Regions from separate parts of the Mus musculus genome. Here region 2 is linked to region 1. The links are chromatin loops, found by intact Hi-C in ENCODE. Cell type or tissue: heart. All regions are shown on one strand.

What was found. A loop is a pair of places that touch in the nucleus more often than their neighbours do. Peaks named below come from ENCODE experiments on the same cell type or tissue, not always from the same donor. Only the 100,000 strongest peaks of a DNase experiment are listed, where the experiment ranks them.
Region 2: it touches region 1 in a loop (2.1-fold over the local background); 1 of 42 quality-filtered maps calls a loop at or near these places.

The regions. Positions count from the first base shown.
Region 1 is chr3:135,421,023-135,425,022 of GRCm38, reverse strand. Cisd2 (CDGSH iron sulfur domain 2) reads left to right here and starts at 1,590. Exons shown (of 3, transcript NM_025902.3): 1 at 1,590-1,764. The coding sequence starts at 1,662. In heart, no CTCF peak of the experiment used is centred here; DNase peaks (open chromatin) are centred at 1,662 and 1,692; H3K4me3 peaks cover 2,677 bases; H3K27ac peaks cover 2,280 bases.
Region 2 is chr3:135,594,908-135,598,907 of GRCm38, reverse strand. Nfkb1 (nuclear factor of kappa light polypeptide gene enhancer in B cells 1, p105) reads left to right here. Exons shown (of 25, transcript NM_008689.2): 18 at 3,842-4,000. Among named protein-coding and RNA genes, the nearest start is that of Gm46827, 12 kb to the left of the region's middle. In heart, a CTCF peak has its summit at 1,687; a DNase peak (open chromatin) is centred at 1,697; H3K27ac peaks cover 1,291 bases.

The DNA.
Region 1 (4,000 bases):
CAAAAGGAATGGAAATATGGAAATCCTAATGGAAACAGTAATCTTTTAAATCACCACTTTTTGGTGTATCATTTGCTATGCCATAGCTCATAGACATGTTCTATATCCAAAAACCTTCAATTATCCAATTGTACTTGGTCAATCTGATCAGGTTAAAAATGATAGTAATTTTAAAAAAACTTTTCATCACCTGCTACTTTTCTTTTTAGTGTTTTAGTGAAAAAAATGATCAGAGTTAAATTTAAACAGTTCAAAGAACAGTTTACTTTTCTTTTTTTTTTTTTAGATTTTTTTTTTAAATTAGGTATTTTCCTCGTTTACATTTTCAATGCTATCCCAAAGGTCCCCCATACCCACCCCCCCCCAACAGTTTACTTTTCAAACTTAAAATACCAACAAAAAAATAAAGCTGATTACAGCTCGATGTTACGTGGGCATACCAAATGCTGAATGTTACAGAACACTGATGTCAAGTTTCCAGGATACTTTTACCAGGTACTTGCTCTGGCCTTCCCTTAGCTCTAGTACTTGTGGTCTGTTTAAAGAATTTAAACGAGACACAGGATAGTGAAGACAAGAGTTTATTAAATGATAAAGTAGGGTACTCACAAAGGGGAGAAGAGACCAAAGGGAACACTATAGAGGTGAACAATTTCATGAGGTGACAGTGGATAACAGCTAAACTATGGTGTTGTGACATGTTTTTTAAGTAGGCTTTGTACTATTTAAGTCTCTTGAATAGACAATTTTCCGATTTCCTTGATAGGCCCATTTGGATGAACTCATAAAGGAGGGAGAACAGTGGTTACACCTTTATTCTTCCCAGAAAGCTCTCCTTTTCAGCACCAGATAGCAAACTTAAGATCTTTGGCTCAGTTTAGAATGTCATGTTTTCACCAAGGCCAGAGATTTTTTTTTTTTTTTGACCAGTAATCAGAGTTGCAGTTTCAGTTCCGAGGATTGTAAGCTGCAGACTGAACTTGGGGTCGGTCCATCCTCAGTGACCTTCAAGCCTGCTCATCTGACTAGCTTGCTATTCAACAGTAGGCTCCTGGGTCAAAAGCCCTTAACTCCACAGCGAATGCATTACCCTGGCTATTCTAACCTCAGCCAAGATAGGTAAGTAAAACCACTCCAATACCTTTACATTTTACAAGACGTAAGCCCCGTGTCACAGAAACTCCACAAGACAAGCGTGGTTATCCCAGCATTTGGAAGATGAAGATACTCATAGTTATCAGCCTCCTGAATGTCAGTTCAGGCTGGGTTACATGACTGTCTAAAAAAGGGGGTGGGGGGCAAACACATTTCCCCCCTTTAAAAAGAAAAGCCTTTGACTGCTTGGGCAGAACTGACTAAAGTTGCGGAGGAAAAAACAATCAGTGGGTAACTTTGGGTTTCTTTCAAAACCCGGCCACCCGCTTCCGCAGACGTCAAGGGTCGAAAGCGGACGCCCACCCCCGCAGCCGAGCCGAGGACAGGCCGGGCTCCGTACGCTGGGCGCTGCGTTGCGCTCGGCTCCGCTCCGCAGCGCGCACGTCACTCGCCGCGCGCCAATCGCGGCCCGGCGGGCCACCTCCCGCCCGAGCCCGCGAGCCCGCCGGCCGCTTCCGCTCTCACGCAAGCGCAGCAGCCGGGCAGCGGACGCCGCCGGCGGCAGGATGGTCCTGGACAGCGTGGCCCGCATCGTGAAGGTGCAGCTGCCCGCCTACCTCAAGCAGCTCCCGGTCCCCGACAGCATCACCGGGTTCGCCCGCCTCACAGGTAACCCTCCCGCCGCCGTCCCATCCTCGCGCGCCGCCCCCGTGGGGGCAGCGGTGGAGAGCGCGGCGCGGCGCGGGGCGGGCCGGGGCGGGGCGTCAGGCCTTGGCACGTGACCCGCGGCCGGCGTGCGCCTGCGCGGCGCGAGGCGGCCCCGGGAAGGGTTCCTTTCCCGGGCGACCGACCCAACGGGTTAATGCCGGGGAGTAGGTGCTGAGGTAGGAGCGACGCGGCTCGTTCCTGAACTCACTGTCGCATGCATCTTGTAAAGCACTTTCCAAGTCCTCGCTGTGTGAGGCGCCCAGCGCGTGGGGAAGAAGTACTGCCTCCACGCCATGCCCGTGTATGATGCCTGTATTAACGAAATCACCAGTGACCTCCCTTCCCGACAGCACTTGGAGGCTTGAAGTCACCTATCATGGAGGCATTTGAGGTCACCTCCATAACTACAGTTCCTGGAGCAAGTTGAGGTGCAGAAAAAGTAGCCGGATGTATTCCTAGGCTCTATGATTTTGGAGCATTGAATCTATTGTGAATTAAGGTTCTGCCTGTATGAAAAGGTTCCCGCAGCTCAGTAATAAATATCTTGACTATATGCAGAATGCAGTCAGTACTTGATAGATTGTGTTGGGTTTGGAGCATGATGGTGTAGGTTAAATTTTTCTAAACCGTGTCCGCAGACTGTATGAGATGGTGACAAAATCAGCAGTGCCTGAGGTCCCTAATATCAGCGAATGCAAACATGAATTTAGATAACTCGGAGGTGAGTAGTCTAGAGACATTTGACTTGAAATACAATAATTGGGAGACTTGGAAGAAAAAGTAATTCCGTGTACCAGAAGATGGAGTTCATACCAAATTGTTGAGGAGTATTTGGAGATGGGTGTCAGCCCCATTCCAAGGAAATTATTTTGTTTGCAGTTTGGCTTTTCCTGAGTGAGTTCCTCAAACAGATGTGCATTTGATACTCGCCCCTCCCAGGGATAAAAAGTAAAAACAAAAGAGACTCATGTGTTTATATGGATACACCTATACCATACAGACTTTAACAGAGAGATTTTTTTTTTAATTGTCACTGACAACTGCTCTGTTAACAAGTAGGTTTTAAGCTTTTAACGTGTTTAAACATTAGATCCAGTAGAGTGTATGAAAGAGATTAGAAAGCACTGTAGCTGACGAATCCACACCAAGGAAACATGCAGACACTTGAAGTAACATAAAAGTAACAAGAACAAAAAATTCCAAATCTTCTGTTCTCTATAAATATCAAAATTTCTTGGTCCTGTGCCCTTATTTTTAAAAACTGTAGCAAGTACATGACTTGACTTCCCTCCCCTGCCATTTCTTTACCTCGGCACTGTTTCGTGTAACCCTCCTGCAGGTATTCTGACAGTACTGATCTTGTCCTCTGCCTTCCTGCCCCTTTATAGCTTGAAATTTAGAGTTCTATATTTCAAATAAGTGCGTTGTAGTAGTTTAATGTTAGTATACATAAACCAATTGTTTTTTCTCTTCTGAATGGTATAGTCTTGAATGTAATTCACTAAAACTGGGAATTCAAAGCCAAAGAGGCATAGTCATTTTGTGGCATTGTTCTGCTTTGCCAATTTGTCTTAATAATACACATTAATTAGGAGTTTAATCCGTTTTTTTCTCACCCTACTGAAGGGCATCTTGCATGTGTTGGTTATGACTGTGGCTGCATTTATGTTAGTTTCAGGTTTTTGTGGATGAAATGTTGTTGAAGCAGGTTATGACTCTTTGTTTAGTGGCTAGAAAGCCTTATAAGCCTTATAAGCTTATGTCCTTACAGGTCTATTCATTCTGTCAGTAAATAATTCTTATTAAAGCCACTCAGGAAATTCAGCCATACCTTGCCCCTCCTAAACCAACAGTGTGCAGTAGCTTTCTCTCTAGAATTATGAAATATTTGATGTTAGCACTGTTTCTTAAAAATAACAACCACTCTGGCGTCCTCTCAGTTTCAGTCAGGGTCTCCTGTGACGCAGGCGGCTTCAGACGTCACTGAGGGTAATCTCGAACTCATGATCCTTCTGCCCTCGCCTTGCTAGGAACAGGCCCGGTGAAATGTGAGTGGCAGTTTAGTAGTAGCTATTTAAGCCCCAACACAGTGTCTACAAGTCTAGTTATAATCTGAATTGCTAGCTTGTCCAAGAAACATGAGCTTGCTTGCAGTAATGGCTTTCTGAGAACATTCTGTCTGGAATCTGACAATAAC
Region 2 (4,000 bases), 170 kb before region 1:
AGTTACTTTGAAAATATGAATTGGAGGCTGGAAGTGGCTCACATGCTTAAAGCCTTGAGTTCGTTCGCTCCCCACACCAAAGAAAAGGCTGAAGCTGTTAGTTCGTTGGCCTGTAGCTCTCAGACTTTTCCGTTTTCAGAGGAGCACAGCTGCTTTCTGCACAGCACTCTGCACTTCTCTGTCTGCAGTGATTCCTATCCAGGGGAGATGACTAGGCTAAGGTGTTATTTTAGATGTGTTCTTCAAGATCTGTCTTCCTCGGGCTTCCATGCCATCTTGGGATACTATTGGTATTTGGAAAGTCATTGGGCCCCGAAAGTTGAATTCTCCAAACTTTTAGGCAGATGGCACTTTTTAAAAACTTTGTATTGATTCTCTGTGAGTTTTGCATCTTTTTTTTTTTTTTTTTTTTTTTTTTTTTTGGGTTTTCGAGACAGGGTTTCTCTGTGTAGCCCTGGCTGTCCTGGCACTCACTTTGTAGACTAGGCATCATGCACCCCAGTCCCACTCATCTCCCTGTCCCCTCATATCTGCCCTCTGCCCTTGCAGCCTCCCTCCCACAAAATAAACACTCAAGTAACAGGAAAGACAAAAACAAAAAAAGCATAGAGAACATCTCGATGTGGGAGCGATAGTGTGTCACCGGGCATCCCACAGTGTATCCCTCTGTCCACACATCTTCACTTGCAATGAGTGTTTGGTTCTCTGTGACACGGTAATTCTGAGTTCCCCAAAGTATAAGCTTTTATGTTATTTCAAGATTATGCTTATACTGAATTTACAATAATAACAAACATGTGGCAAAAGTGAGAGCCTGAGAACTAACGACATAAAAGGCTGTGTCACATGCCGGAGAATGCAAGAAGAGAACGCAGTTTAAAGACTCACACTTGGGCTAGTCTAGAGAGTGGGTGGGTTCCAACAGGGATCTGATAGTGACAGATGGTCACAGAAATGTACTATGGTTAGTGGAAGATGTTTGGGGAGAATGTTTGAGATAATTTACAAATAATCCAAATTACTTAGAGAACTGTATACTTTTCTGCCAAGAATAGTTATTATGTCATGCATGATGGTGCATATCTATAATTCCAGCCCAGAGGAGTCTGAGGCAGGAGGATTGTTGTGAGTTTTGGGCCATTCTGGCCTGTACAGTGGGTTCCAATTTTGTCTGTATTATATTATAGGGTCTTGTTTAAACAACAAGAACAACAACAACACAAAACCAAACAAGCAAAGAAAAAAAACCCTCCAAATTAAAAAGAAACTAGTTCCCAAGCTGGGTGTGGGGCACACATTTGTATTTCTAACACCCAAGAAGACACAGGAGGACTGACAGCTTCATGTCAATCTGGGCTACACAGCAAGTTCTGGGCCAGCCTCAAACACAGGAAGACCCTCTCTCAAACAAAACAAAGCAAAACAACTCCACAAAGCCAAACAAAGAAACCCAAAAGTTATGAGAATCACAAACGCTGCCTGTCTATGTCCTTGAGGCTAAGAAGCTGGTATGGCAGGGAATGTTTGTGCCCATTAACTGAGTGAAGCCAAGGTGGGAAAAACTGGGGAGAAAGGTCTGAGGGCTCCAAATCAGAGCAGCTTTGCCTTGAGCTCAGGGGAGAGGTTCCATCCACAAAGAGCTGGGTCGCACACAATAGAGCCTGCTTCCGCAGATCCTATCACCAACAGCCAGCAGGGCTTCCTGAATCCAACCTCCAGCAGCCGAGGGAAGCAGGTTTTGCAAAGAGGATTGGGAAGTAGCAACTTCCTCTTCTTCAGTTTATTCTTATACTTGTGATGGTTAAAAATGCAATCTGCCACTTGTCTGCTATGAGGTAGCCTGGGTGCAGGGGTGATGCCTTCCTCCACCTCGCCTCTCACTACCTGTGCAGGCAGTCAGGAGAGCTGGCCTGGGGTCATGCAAGGGGGTGAGCTAGCCCTGTCCTTCACAGGCTTTCGAGAGCAGGCCTTGCATCTAGCCTGTGCTGCAGAGTAGAGAGGACCCTCGTGGAGGGAGCACAGTGAGCAGCCCTGAGGGTGTGAGAGCAGGAGAACTGGCCCTGCCCCTCACTCACAGGCTGTAGTGTATGGGAGAGTGGGTCCTGCCCTTTGGGCAGCACAGTGGAGCCAGCTCTGGAGGCATAGGGAGATCCGACAGCTCCCTATTTCCAGATGTGACTGTTGCATGTATACAGGAAGAGTGCTCTTCCAGTGTTGGCTACAGACAGCTGCTCTGGGAAGACATGTATTCTTTAGTGTGCTCACATGCACTCCACACGGTTTTATACATACATTTCCTATCCCACATCAGCCTTTCCCTTTAAGTTTCGATTTAAAATACTTTCTCAATTCATAATTTTTGCAAAATTCAACTGAGAGGACCTGTATATTTCCTGAGATTGAACCAGACGCTTACCTCCTAAGTTCCCCCAGCAGTTACATCCTACTTAACACAATAATACAATTAGGAATTGCAACAGATTCTAATCAGATCTCAATATTTGTATGTACTCATATGCATGGATAGCTCTGTAAGATTTTTTTTTTCCTAAGCTGAACATGGTGGTATTGTGTTTTAGTTCCTGTTATTCAGGTAGCTAAGGCAGGAAGAGTCCTTGAATATAGATGTTCCAATGTAGCCTGGGCAGAAAGCAAGACTGTTTCTAAGCAGAGTGAATGAATGAATGAATGAATGGTCAATCCATGTGCTTGTGGATGTGTATGTAGCATTGTACTGTGTCCCTGTCTTGGGTCTTCACGCTGTTTATCCTTTAGTTTCATAGACAGCTGGTTTGTTCTCATTGCTCCTGAAGAGAATGCTGTCATGTCCCCTAACTAGCTGCTCACTGTCCACAGGCTGTGCACTGCAGTGAGCACCTGCACTGTACCCATGGGTGCCACAAGTGGGTTTCAAGGGCAGTGTGAGCCCTGAGCTCCACAGATGGATTCTAGGGATTCCTTGAGGCACGCATTTTATGCGTGTGTAAAATGTAACCCTTGGGTGTTGGTGGCCCACCAGCCACTGCTTCCCAGCAGGAAGAACTCCCTGAATGGGAGGTCGGGCAAGTCCTCACTACACAGCCTGGGCTTCAGTGTAAAGCGCCTACAACACAGACTGGCTGGCATTGAGAGTTGGTGCTACTCTCTACCAGTGATCTCAGCTTTTTGACAGACACTTTTGTGATTGGGTTAGCCCCACTTGTTTCTGAAAACAGTTTTCCATGCGTCCTACTTACAACCATGGAAGCACAGCTTTGAGGTCAGGGTAGTCAGAAAGACCTCCCAGAGCCTATTATGCACAGTGCCTGGGATTGTTTTCTGCCTGAACTTTCTTAGGGAGAGTGCTGTATTGGCTAACTATGCCCTGAGGATCTGGTAGCACCTGTGATAGTATTACAGTGGAGCTTGTATCTGTGCGTCTCTTGAAGCCAGCCTGCAGCAGTGTGTTCTGGTTTAGCCTATGTACTTCCAGACCATTGTGGAAGGATGACATCTTTCTTGATTGCTTTCTTTTAATAGTCTATTTATGTTTTGTTGTTAAAAACACAGCATTGGTTCGATTTGCAAATGTATAGAATTACCAGCTATAGATAGATACCTATCAGAAATTCAGAGAAATTAAATTTTCTTCTACAAGAGTTAAAAAAAATCATGTAGCAAACGTATCCCATAACCCCGACTGTTGAATGCTGGTTCTCTCCGTGGGCCTTTGAGCCTGGCATGCAGAACAGGAAGCTCCTTGAGTGACAAATGTCCCTACAGTATGACTCCATAACGTAGCCTGAAGCCAGGGGCTACAGACATCCCTAAGCAATGGCTCTCCCTCTCCTTCTCTGTGTAGACACCTCTGCACTTGGCCGTGATCACCAAGCAGGAAGATGTAGTAGAGGATTTGCTGAGGGTTGGGGCTGACCTGAGCCTTCTGGACCGCTGGGGCAACTCTGTCCTGCACCTAGCTGCCAAAGAAGGACACGACAGAATCCTCAGCATCCTGCTCAAG